Linked DNA regions of Homo sapiens: region 2 is linked to region 1. The links are chromatin contacts, found by Hi-C in ENCODE. All regions are on one chromosome and are shown on one strand. Each heading gives the region's core, a stretch centred on a gene start or an enhancer-like site at or near the end of the contact. The rest is flanking DNA. Distances are from core to core; before and after follow the strand shown.

Evidence for each region. A loop is a pair of places that touch in the nucleus more often than their neighbours do. Pooled maps may share reads with other maps.
Region 2: a loop to region 1 is called in a pooled map, with 3 times the contacts of the local background. The contact joins the promoter of PARD3B here to the enhancer-like site in region 1. A Hi-C loop is called at or near these places in 1 of 168 maps with a recorded cell type or tissue (endothelial cell of umbilical vein) and 8 of 50 pooled maps.

What each region holds. Positions count from the first base shown.
Region 1 is chr2:204,107,193-204,112,052 of GRCh38, reverse strand. No RefSeq gene overlaps it. Among named protein-coding and RNA genes, the nearest start is that of ICOS, 170 kb to the right of the region's middle. Within about 2 kb of position 2,231, at least 13 of the 41 ENCODE cell types and tissues checked have a DNase peak (open chromatin) inside an H3K27ac peak, as active enhancers do; they include endothelial cell of umbilical vein, where a contact is called at or near this core.
Region 2 is chr2:204,542,631-204,547,490 of GRCh38, reverse strand. PARD3B (par-3 family cell polarity regulator beta) reads right to left here and starts at 2,016. Exons shown (of 23, transcript NM_001302769.2): 1 at 1,372-2,016. The coding sequence starts at 1,491. RefSeq lists a silencer at 1,980-2,029.

The DNA.
Region 1 (4,860 bases), core at 982-3,481:
GTAGCCCATCTTCATCTGAGCTCCTCTTTAACAGAGAGAGCCACGTGTGTCAGAATATCATATGGATGAAGTTTGACATCTTTATTCGTCTTCTATTTATGGGATGAACGTACAGTTAAAAGGTGGCTTGAGACCATCAAACCCACATCTAGCTGTGATCTAAGTGGAATTTAACGTAGGTCTCCTGAGGTGAAGGGAGAAATGAAGGAAAGAAATGAAGTGCCTGTTTCAATTTAATACTTTAGGCCAATTTTTTTTTTTAAGAGAAAAAAAATCAAAGGGCTGGGACCTTCCTTGGCCCCCTGAAGTTTTAGGGTTTCAGATGCTCAGAGATACAATCTGCACAATTTCTTGGCATCTGTTTTTTCCAGACAGTATATTACCACTATAAAGTAGCCTGAACAGTGGGGTCCTCCCTACTGGGGGCCCACTTCAAAGGCAATGTTTGATGTCCCCTGATGCTGCCTGTGGGTGAAAGCGCAGATTGTTGTGTTTCATTTATTAATTACTTAAAACAGAAAAATAAAAGCCAATTTTCTTCTAAATTTCTCTCTGTCTACTTTGAGTTAACATCCTCCAATCTGGTTTTTGTCATACACGAGTAATTTTAGTTCCAAATACTGGTATGATGTCATTATTTAACACCTTTTTATCTAAGGATATTGGCGTGTCTTGCAAAAGAGTATGTTGCTGCTTTGTCCTCTATTTAGAAAACAAACATTGAGAAACTAAGAGAGACCACTCCACTATTCCAAAATCACACCATACACATAGTTGGAGATAGGAAGAAAGCCCGGATTTCTTATTCAATTTCATCAGAAAAGGAGACGTCTTCCCAGAACACTGGCAACTCTGGAATCCCCCTGAAACCCAAAGAAGAAAAATGTCCCCCTACTTCCTCATGAACCAAATGTTCCACCAAGCTTTACTTAGAATTAGTTATTTCACTCCAAACCCGGTCTGCTTTTTGCTGAATATTTTCTCAAAACTAAAGCCAGTCAACAGAGTTCTCTCTGGTGTGAAGCAAAACAAAAACAATCCAAAGTTTTTATGTTGTCACCAGACAAAAATTTGCTAAGAACAAGCAGAAATGAGGAGTTAATGGATCCCATATGTGGCCACTAACATAGGTTTATGAGATTTTCCAAGAGATTTCTGAAGATTCCTATAGCACAAAGGAAGATCAAACAGCCACTTTCCTGTCAAACAGGGCAAAAAATGCTCCATCCATAGTTCCCCCTGCATTTATTTTGGTAAACCTGGAAAGAAAAGGTGGCTGCAATATCTGCCTTACAGGGAGCTGACCACAACATGTGGTATACTGGAGCAGGAAAGAAGGTCCTTAAAGACGTCACCTGTGTCCTCACAGCACAAGCAGACCTGCCCTTAGAGCCCACTGCTTGGTATGAGATGTAGCCTCTGGGGGAGGGCTGAGCAACGGAGAGGGAGAGCTGGACAATTTTCTTCATCCGGGAAAATTGCACACACACAAAAATAGCTGCTTTCTTCAAATGTCAATCAGCTCCTTCAAGTTTCAAGCTTCACTGAGGGGTCAGAAGAGGCATTTCCTCTACACATATTTCAGTATCACATCGGGACGTTCAGCCACACACAGCTTCCGGCACGGGGGCTGTGGTTGTGTTGGAGTTAACCACACAGGGCACAGGGTGAGGGAGTTGTCGTTGTTGTTCTTGTTTCTGTTGTTGTGATGGAGGCGGGGCAGCTGGTGGGGTTAAAACGGTTTCCATTATTATTATTTTCTTTCCCCCTTTGTGTGCTATGAACTCTGAACTAGACAAATGAGAACTATCTCCCCTGTTATTAGTAGAATGTCTTCTGTGAGCAAATTCCAACCACTAGAATGTCCGTGTGAACTGCAAAGGCAACCACAACAGTTTTGGAAACTGGGGATGATTGTGGGGCTCCTGGACCGCTGCCCTCCGCCCTGCAGCAGGGAAACAGAACACCCTAGACAGGTGGGGAAGGAGTGGATGGGGGTGAGTCTGCAGGAGAGGAAGCCTGGCCGAAATGTGCTTTTGGATAAAATGTCCCGATTAACCAAGAGCACACAAAATGTGCAGACTGGCAGCACAAGGCCTTAAGCACCCGCAAAGCACGCTGAGTCTTTGGGCTGCTCTGTGACAGGGAGATGTGTTTACCCCAGACAAGTTCACCAGTCCGACAGCCGCCTGAGGCCAGTTGGAGAGGAGGTTGAAATGTTCCACAGTGTGAAGAGTCAGCGCGATCTGTAGAGATAATGGAGCATTCGGTTTGACATCCAAAACTGGTGTATCCAGGAGGAGCGGGATTCTTGCTGGGAGGAGAGACAGTAATTGTTTTTAGCAAGACAGATAAGACATTCCGGTTTCTGTAGATTCCTCCCCAACCAGGAAACAACTGCCTCCAATGTCAGTGCTAAATATTGAAATCAAGGTGTGCAAATGCCTCAGCTTCTCTCCACCGCCTGCTGCATGATTACTTTCAAATAAGAATGTCCTTCCTTCTTAATTTTACACTTAGATAGGTAAAAACATCATCAATTTTAGCAGACTGTTTAGTTTTAATCTGATCAAAACAATCATTCACTAAGAACCTTCTAAGAGATTATAGGAAACATTAATTGTGTAGCTGGACTGGGATACGACTGGAGGGAGGCTTGTAAATAAATCCTAGGACTTGAGTCCAAGAAATATAAAAGGAGAGAGAACACAGAAGCTAGTGCAGATAGATGCCTGATGTCTCCTTTTAGGTGAGAGCATAGAAACATGTAGAGCTTGTTTCCTCTGAGGTTAGATACCGTTTAGTCCTTCCTTGGGTATTCCCATTTACGGCTGTGGTCAAGTGAATCAGCCACAGACGTTACTATTACTTAAAAAGAAAACCATTTTCTCTACATTGGTGCTAGTTCCAAATTGTGTCTGTGTGATCGTCCCTCCCTCAGCCATCTCATTTCCAGGGCTGACAAATATTTAGCCTACATAAATACACATTTGGGGAGATCCTACGCCATTTCTCCCTCCTCGTGACCCAACTCGTATTCTTCAAAACATCAAACAAAACAATTCGCAGAATAAAGTTGCCTTCCGAAAGAGGGATTTCCCCCTCCAGTTTCCCTCCCACTTCCACTAGGTCAGTCTGTCTTTCTTCCCTCCTACTCTCCTATACCCCTTCACCCTCCCCAGCAAACTCTGGAAAAACAGTAGTAACTAACATTTGTGCCTTTGGCAATAAAACCACAGGCCTCACAAACCCCAAATGGCAAAAAGACATTTCCATTCCAATCCCAGTTTTAAATTAAACTGTAATGAAAAATCAGCAGTGGCAGCTGGGACCAGAGACACTGATTGTCTCTAGGAACAAAAAGGAGGGGAACAGAGGGGGAGAGGAAAAAGAAAAGAGACTGCAAGGAAGCCTCGCTCTGGTAATAAAGCAGCTGGTAAACCTTCAAGTAAAAAGAAATTAGAAAAACAAATCTAGTGCAGAGACAAGCAAAGATGGCTGTTTTCCTCTACAATCACAGTGAGGCAGACCACAAATCACCCTCCACTTTATGAATGGACAGGAGGGGGTGGGGTGGGAGGGAAGATGAGTGGGCCTGTGCTGACACCTGGAGGAAGATTAGGGAAATTCTCGGGGGGTTGGTCCCACCCCCACATTCCGTGAATGAGTGGGGATTTTGGCTTTCTCAGTGGTCATAGTCAATACTGAGGCTACAAGGAAAAATAAGAAGACCTCATTGCCTTCTTAAAAAATATTTTTAATTGATAAATAATAATTGTACATATTTTTGGTGTACATGTGATACTTTCATACATGTATACAATGTGTAATGATCAAATCAGGGCATTTAGGATATCTAAACCTTAAATTTTTATCATTTCTTTGTGTTGAGAACATTTTAAAACTTCTTTTCTAGGTATTACAAAATATACACTATTTTATTCTTTATCAGAAAAAAAATGCATTGAAGAAACCATTTGACTTCAACATGAGGGTTAGAACAATTCATGTAGCTAAACTGAACCCAACTGCGCAGGCTTAACTTTGATTTTAAAAAATACATGGCACAGGTATCTTCATCAGACATGAGAAAAGAATACAGCATTTGAGTATTTCATTCTATAGTCTTTAAAGCTTGCAAGATTCTGCAGATCTTTCAGCATATAATTTATAAATATTTTCTGATTGGTGGTGATCAGAAATCTAGAAAAAAACCTGTACTAACCTATAAGGACCAAAGATGCTTCCAAGAGGGGAAGCAGTTAAGGATCAAGATAGTGAGTGGACTTAGAGGTAACAGGTAAGAATTAGAGACTGGAAAACCAATAATCCTAAACCTTATTTTGTTCCCAGACCTCTTTAAGAACCTGATAAAATTAGTAAACCCTCTTCTGAAAAAAAAAAAAAAAAAAAAAAAAGATGTACCTAGGAAGACTGCAATCCACCCTTGATGAAAACTATTCGGATCCCAACCCAAGAAGAAATTCAGAGAAAATATAAAATGTATGATGGCCTATTTAGAGGTCAAATGAGATTTCTTTATAAAAGGAAAATTGTTGTGATTAAAAATACACAAGATCTGTACCGAATAAACAGCCTCTTCAGAGTATGCCCTTGTGATTGTGACTTTGTCTGGAAACTTGGCAGATACTGGGGAGACTCTGAAGAGGGTCATCAGCACCAAATGGCAATGCCAAATGAATTTACTATTTAAGTAATAGCCAGGTACGGTGGCTCGTCTCTGTAATGACAGGACTTTGGGAGGCTGAGATGAGAGGATCACTTGAGGCCAGGAGTTCGAGAACAGCTGGGCAACATAGCGAGACCCAGTCTCTGATTAAATCTATAAGAAATTAAAAT
Region 2 (4,860 bases), core at 767-3,266, 440 kb before region 1:
GCACGTGCACACACACACATAACATTGCAGTTGATTTTCACACAGCTTTATAAACCACTTTAATTTTTTCCCTCCTCCACCTCAATTCCATCAGTAAAGAGTTCATCTTTAGGGGTTATATTTAATATATTAATAGACCTTTCATTGTACTCTCCTCCAGTTCTTGAGTATCCAAAGCAATATGCACATGTATCTGTCCAGAGCTGAATTTTTTTTCTGTATAATAATTCTTCATGGAGGCAAAGAAGGTGCAAGTATTTTCTTAAACCCCTAAGCTATACACTTGTAAGAAACAATTACTTTTATGCTTTGGATAACCGATAAGAAGTTAAAAGAAATTAAAACTTACGTTTTTCCATCACTAGATTGACCAACCCACTATTTTAGTCACATGGCACGAGACCAAATATTAAGAGAACCATTGGCCGCTAAAACAAGAATTTGTGACTTGCCCTGTTTGAGGAGCATTTGGGACATACAAAATGTTCCATGTGAAGATTCAAAAAATTAAAAGGTTATTCAATGCCTTCCTTTAAAAGTTTCACTGAGGAAGTCCCAGAGGCCCAATGTTACCCAAATACTTGGCATAAGTTCTAGTGCCAGATATTTTCTCAACATGTATTGCACACTTAAAAAAAATTGTCACTTAATTTATACTTGTTCCTGACTTCAGCTACAGAGCTAGGAACGTCTTTCTCATTTTAATAGTCACTCAGGACCTGACAACAGCCCACACACATAGTAAATGGTCATAGAATCTGTGACATTAAACTGAAAACACTCAAAATGTAGACAGGTTGGCTAAGCAAACAGCATGCTCCCACCTGTGTTCCTGCCCAAGTCACTGAGACAGGGCAGCTCACAAGGCTGAAACTCCAAAGGCCCCATCAGTTGTAACTTCCGAGTATGTGTCACTTGCACAATCAACTTTCTAACTCCAAGGAGCCTAAGTGAGGCGGGCCTTAATGGGTCAAAAATCACACTTAGGTGAGCAGCACCTTTTAAGACGTTCCCTCAAACAAGTTCTAAACCAGTGGTTCTCAAACTTCAGTGGGCATTCCAATCACCTGGGGATCTCGTTAAAGAGCAGATCCTGAGTCGGTGGGTTTGGAGAACTGCCCATATTGGGCAGTTCTAAGAAGCTCCCAAGAGATTCCAATGCTGCAGGTCCACTCACGACCCTCGGAGCTCAAGGCCCACAAACACCCAAAGACACCCACATCACTGATATTAGCAATAGACAACAGCTGCAGCTACAGGCAGTGCCCCATAATCCCCTGGGTTTTCTGCATCCCCTGAGTGTCGCCACCGGGTCGCACCTGGCAGGTGCCTTGGCTGCAGCCGCGCCCCACTCCTCCGCGCCGCGCTCACCTTCTCCCGGGTCTTCAGGTACCGCTGCAGCGCCTGCTGGGTGAGCTCGCCGACGCGCAGCTGGCCCTCCTTGCAGGGCACCACGATGCCCGTCCTGCCGAAGCACACGGTCACTTTCATCCTGGCCCCCGGCGACCACGCCGGGCCGGGCCGAACAGGTGTCTGACCCCGCGGGCGCAGCCCCCACTCTCGGAGGACGCCCGGGGCGGGTGGGCCCAGAGACCCGGGGCGCCGCTCCCCGGAACACCCTGAGGCCCGGAGGCTCGCGGCAGCGCCCCTTCCACCTGGCCAGGCGGCAGGTGGCGGGAATCGGGGAGGGGCGGCCGCGGAAAGGGGTTACCTCCCAGGTGCCCGGCGGCCCGGGACGCGGCAGCTCCGCGGCACCGGCTCCTCCTCCTCCTCCTCCCGCTCCTACTCCTGCCCGGCCCAGGCGGCTGCTCCGCGCCCACCAAAGCGAAACTGCCGGCCCTGCCCTGTCGCTGGTCCTGGCCCTGGCCCTGGCCCTGGCGGCGTTGGCAGGGCCGGCCCCAAGCCGGGGGCTGGAGTGGGCGGCGGCGGCGGCGGCGCACGGGGCCAGAGTTGGGAGGAAACTTTTGCGCCGGCTCCCAACTCCTCTGCGGCGCCCGCGCTCTGGGCTCCTGCGGTCCCGGCGACGGCCTGGGCCCGGCTCTTAAAGGGGCCGCGGCGCTCCCGGGCCCCGCCGCACGCTGGGCGACGACGTGCCCCGGCCCTGCGGGCCAGTAACTGGAGCCCGGGAGCCTCGTCTCGTCACCTGGGTCTCTCCCTGGCTCTCTCCCTCTCGCACGCATGCACACGGAGCTCTGGGGAGTTGTAAGGGGACCTGAGGGCTACACGCTCGAGGATTGAAACCGGATCTCAGAAAGAACACCCGAGGGAAGAGCGAGGAGACTGCAGAGCTGCGCCCTTCACAGGAGGGGACTGCAGCAAGATGCAAAAGGAGCCCAGGAGCAGGTGCTTCTAGTCACGCCCACCAAAAACACCCAAGGGGCGAGGCTGCCGGGTGCGGAGATGCAGGAGTGCCCCGAGGGCCTGTTAGGAACTCGCCTTAAGCACAGCCCGTGCCGCTGCCATCAGGAGCCCTGGGATAGCAGAGCTGAAGCGAACCTTGGAGAGAACGCGCCAGTGGAAACTTTTCCTTTTACAGACCCTCGAGGACACTGAGTATTTGGCCAAAGGTCACACCCAAGACCCAGATATGATCGCGTGTGTTGACACATAGCCTTCTGGAATGCGACTACCGTTGTGCATTTTATTAGGAAAAAAAAAAGTTAACACCCTTAGGCTCATGATTTGGCAGGTGTGTATCCATCACCAATTGAAATGGGAATATGTGGGGGAAACCAACAAATTACGTTAGTTTCATTCTTAGCTCTCATGTAAATGAGCTCCTTTGAGCTTAACAACTACCCGGTAGGTAGATATTATTCTTCGCATCTTGTGCATCAAGAATGGTGCTCGGAGAGGTCAAGAGACTGAGCAGACCATGGTGTTAGTTCTGTTGAAAAGAACTCAGGTCTTCTGAGCTCAATCTCTGGTCTCTCCCTGCAGTTTTCTTAGCCATCCAGTTCATCCAGCAAGACCCTCAGGGCTGCATCATGTGTTTCTCTACAGAAGGATGTGCTCCTATGTGGACACACTTAAATTGAACGTGAATTGCCTAGGATGGTATGATAATGCAGAGGAGATTAAATTCATGGGTTTCAAGAGGTTTTTTAAAAAAATAAATTTTAGCTCATTCATACATTCAGTAAGTATATATTGGTTGTCTTCTATGTATAGAAAGTCAGTGGCAAACCAAGAGGATCACGTAAACCAAGTCCATTGTAATTTGGTTGTAAATCCAATACAAACTAATTTACATTTAAATAAACCAAAGACAGAATTGATCACCTCATAAAATCAGAAGATCCAGAGGGCACTCCATTGAGGCAAGGTTGAAAGCAGGAACTCAAACTATGTCCTCAGGGGCCAGCTAGCTCTGTCCAGCTCTTAGCTCTATCTGTTCCTCAGTGTGGTCTCCATTCTCAGGCCAGCTCTCTTCAAAGGAGACACTTTATCCTCTTTTTAGAGATGAGGAGCTGAGGCCAAAGGAAGTTAAATGATTTAGTTAAAATCTCATTCTTAGAAAGTAGCAGAGGCTGGCTTAAAACCCAGGTCATCTGATTCCAGAGTCTTCATCGTAACTGCTGTGCTGTTTCTTACATGAGAAGTACCAATGAGTGAATCAAACAAACAAATAGATACTGATGCCGTGCATTAATGTGTGGCCCTCACTTTTAATATTCGGTATTTCATGGACCTATAGAATGGTACAGAGCAAAGATTTTCCACTGATGAAATAACTTTGCATGTTGCCATCCTTCCTGCATCGTGGCTTTTTGCTTTACAGTTGCTCCAGACTCATTTTCTTCTGCTTGGGTCATGAATAGCTCCTCCTCTTCGCCACAAATTCCCTCTTAGCCCAGCTTTAGCTCCTTCCCAATATCTAGAACCTCCCACCCCAAGTCCTGGCTTTGATAATCCCCAAGTGAACCATAAAGAACACTCCGGCTCTCCCAGTTCCACTTGGGAAGTTGGAATCGGGACCTAGGGGATGCAGCAGAGGCCATGCCATTGTGAGATGAAGGAAGAGATGACTCTAGACAAGGATGTGAACAGTGCATTGTGCAATCCTGTACACCATGGGGTGACCTTTTATAGCCCTAAGTTAGTATGAAGAGTTTAGTGTTTACATTTCATGTTTATTAAATAGCCAGGTTTAATTTGTTATTCAGCCTCATCACAGCATATATAGAAACAATTTACCATATATTATCAAGGGATTAAAAAAAAGAACACAATTGCAACACACAGTCATTCATGCCCAGCAAATTCCTAAATCAATATTTCATGCCCCATGGGACCTCCTGGGCAGAAGACAATAAATAATTTGCCTTGATTGAGTAACACTAGATGATGCCAAGCCCGGGTTCCATTTTCTTGTTTTGCCTGCTCGGTAGATAAATATGCCTGTGATGTGATATTTTTCCATTTGTTATCCAACAGCTTAGCAAGTACTGGAGTAGCCAGTAAAGAAGTGTTATACAGAGAAAGAACAATAATCCTGACCAATATTATTAAACCACCCTGCCTAACTAAAATGTCAGGTACTATCAGGTATACATTGAATGAAGAATGATAATATTTAATCTATAGTTGACCAGTAATTGAGTCTCATGTTTTGCACTGTTAAACAAAATATTTTTACCTTTCAAGGAATTATTTATAGCAAGTACTATTTATCACAAAAAAATTGAATCAATTTTACTAATTAAATTAACTTATTTATAAAACCCTTGGAGCATTAGTATAAAAGATCACATTCTTTGCTTCCTTCTGAAAGCAGGTGCAAGAATGATTGCATAAATAATGAAAGAGAAAAATGGGTATTCGTTTTCATTTTTTCCCTTTTATATTTAAAAGCAAATG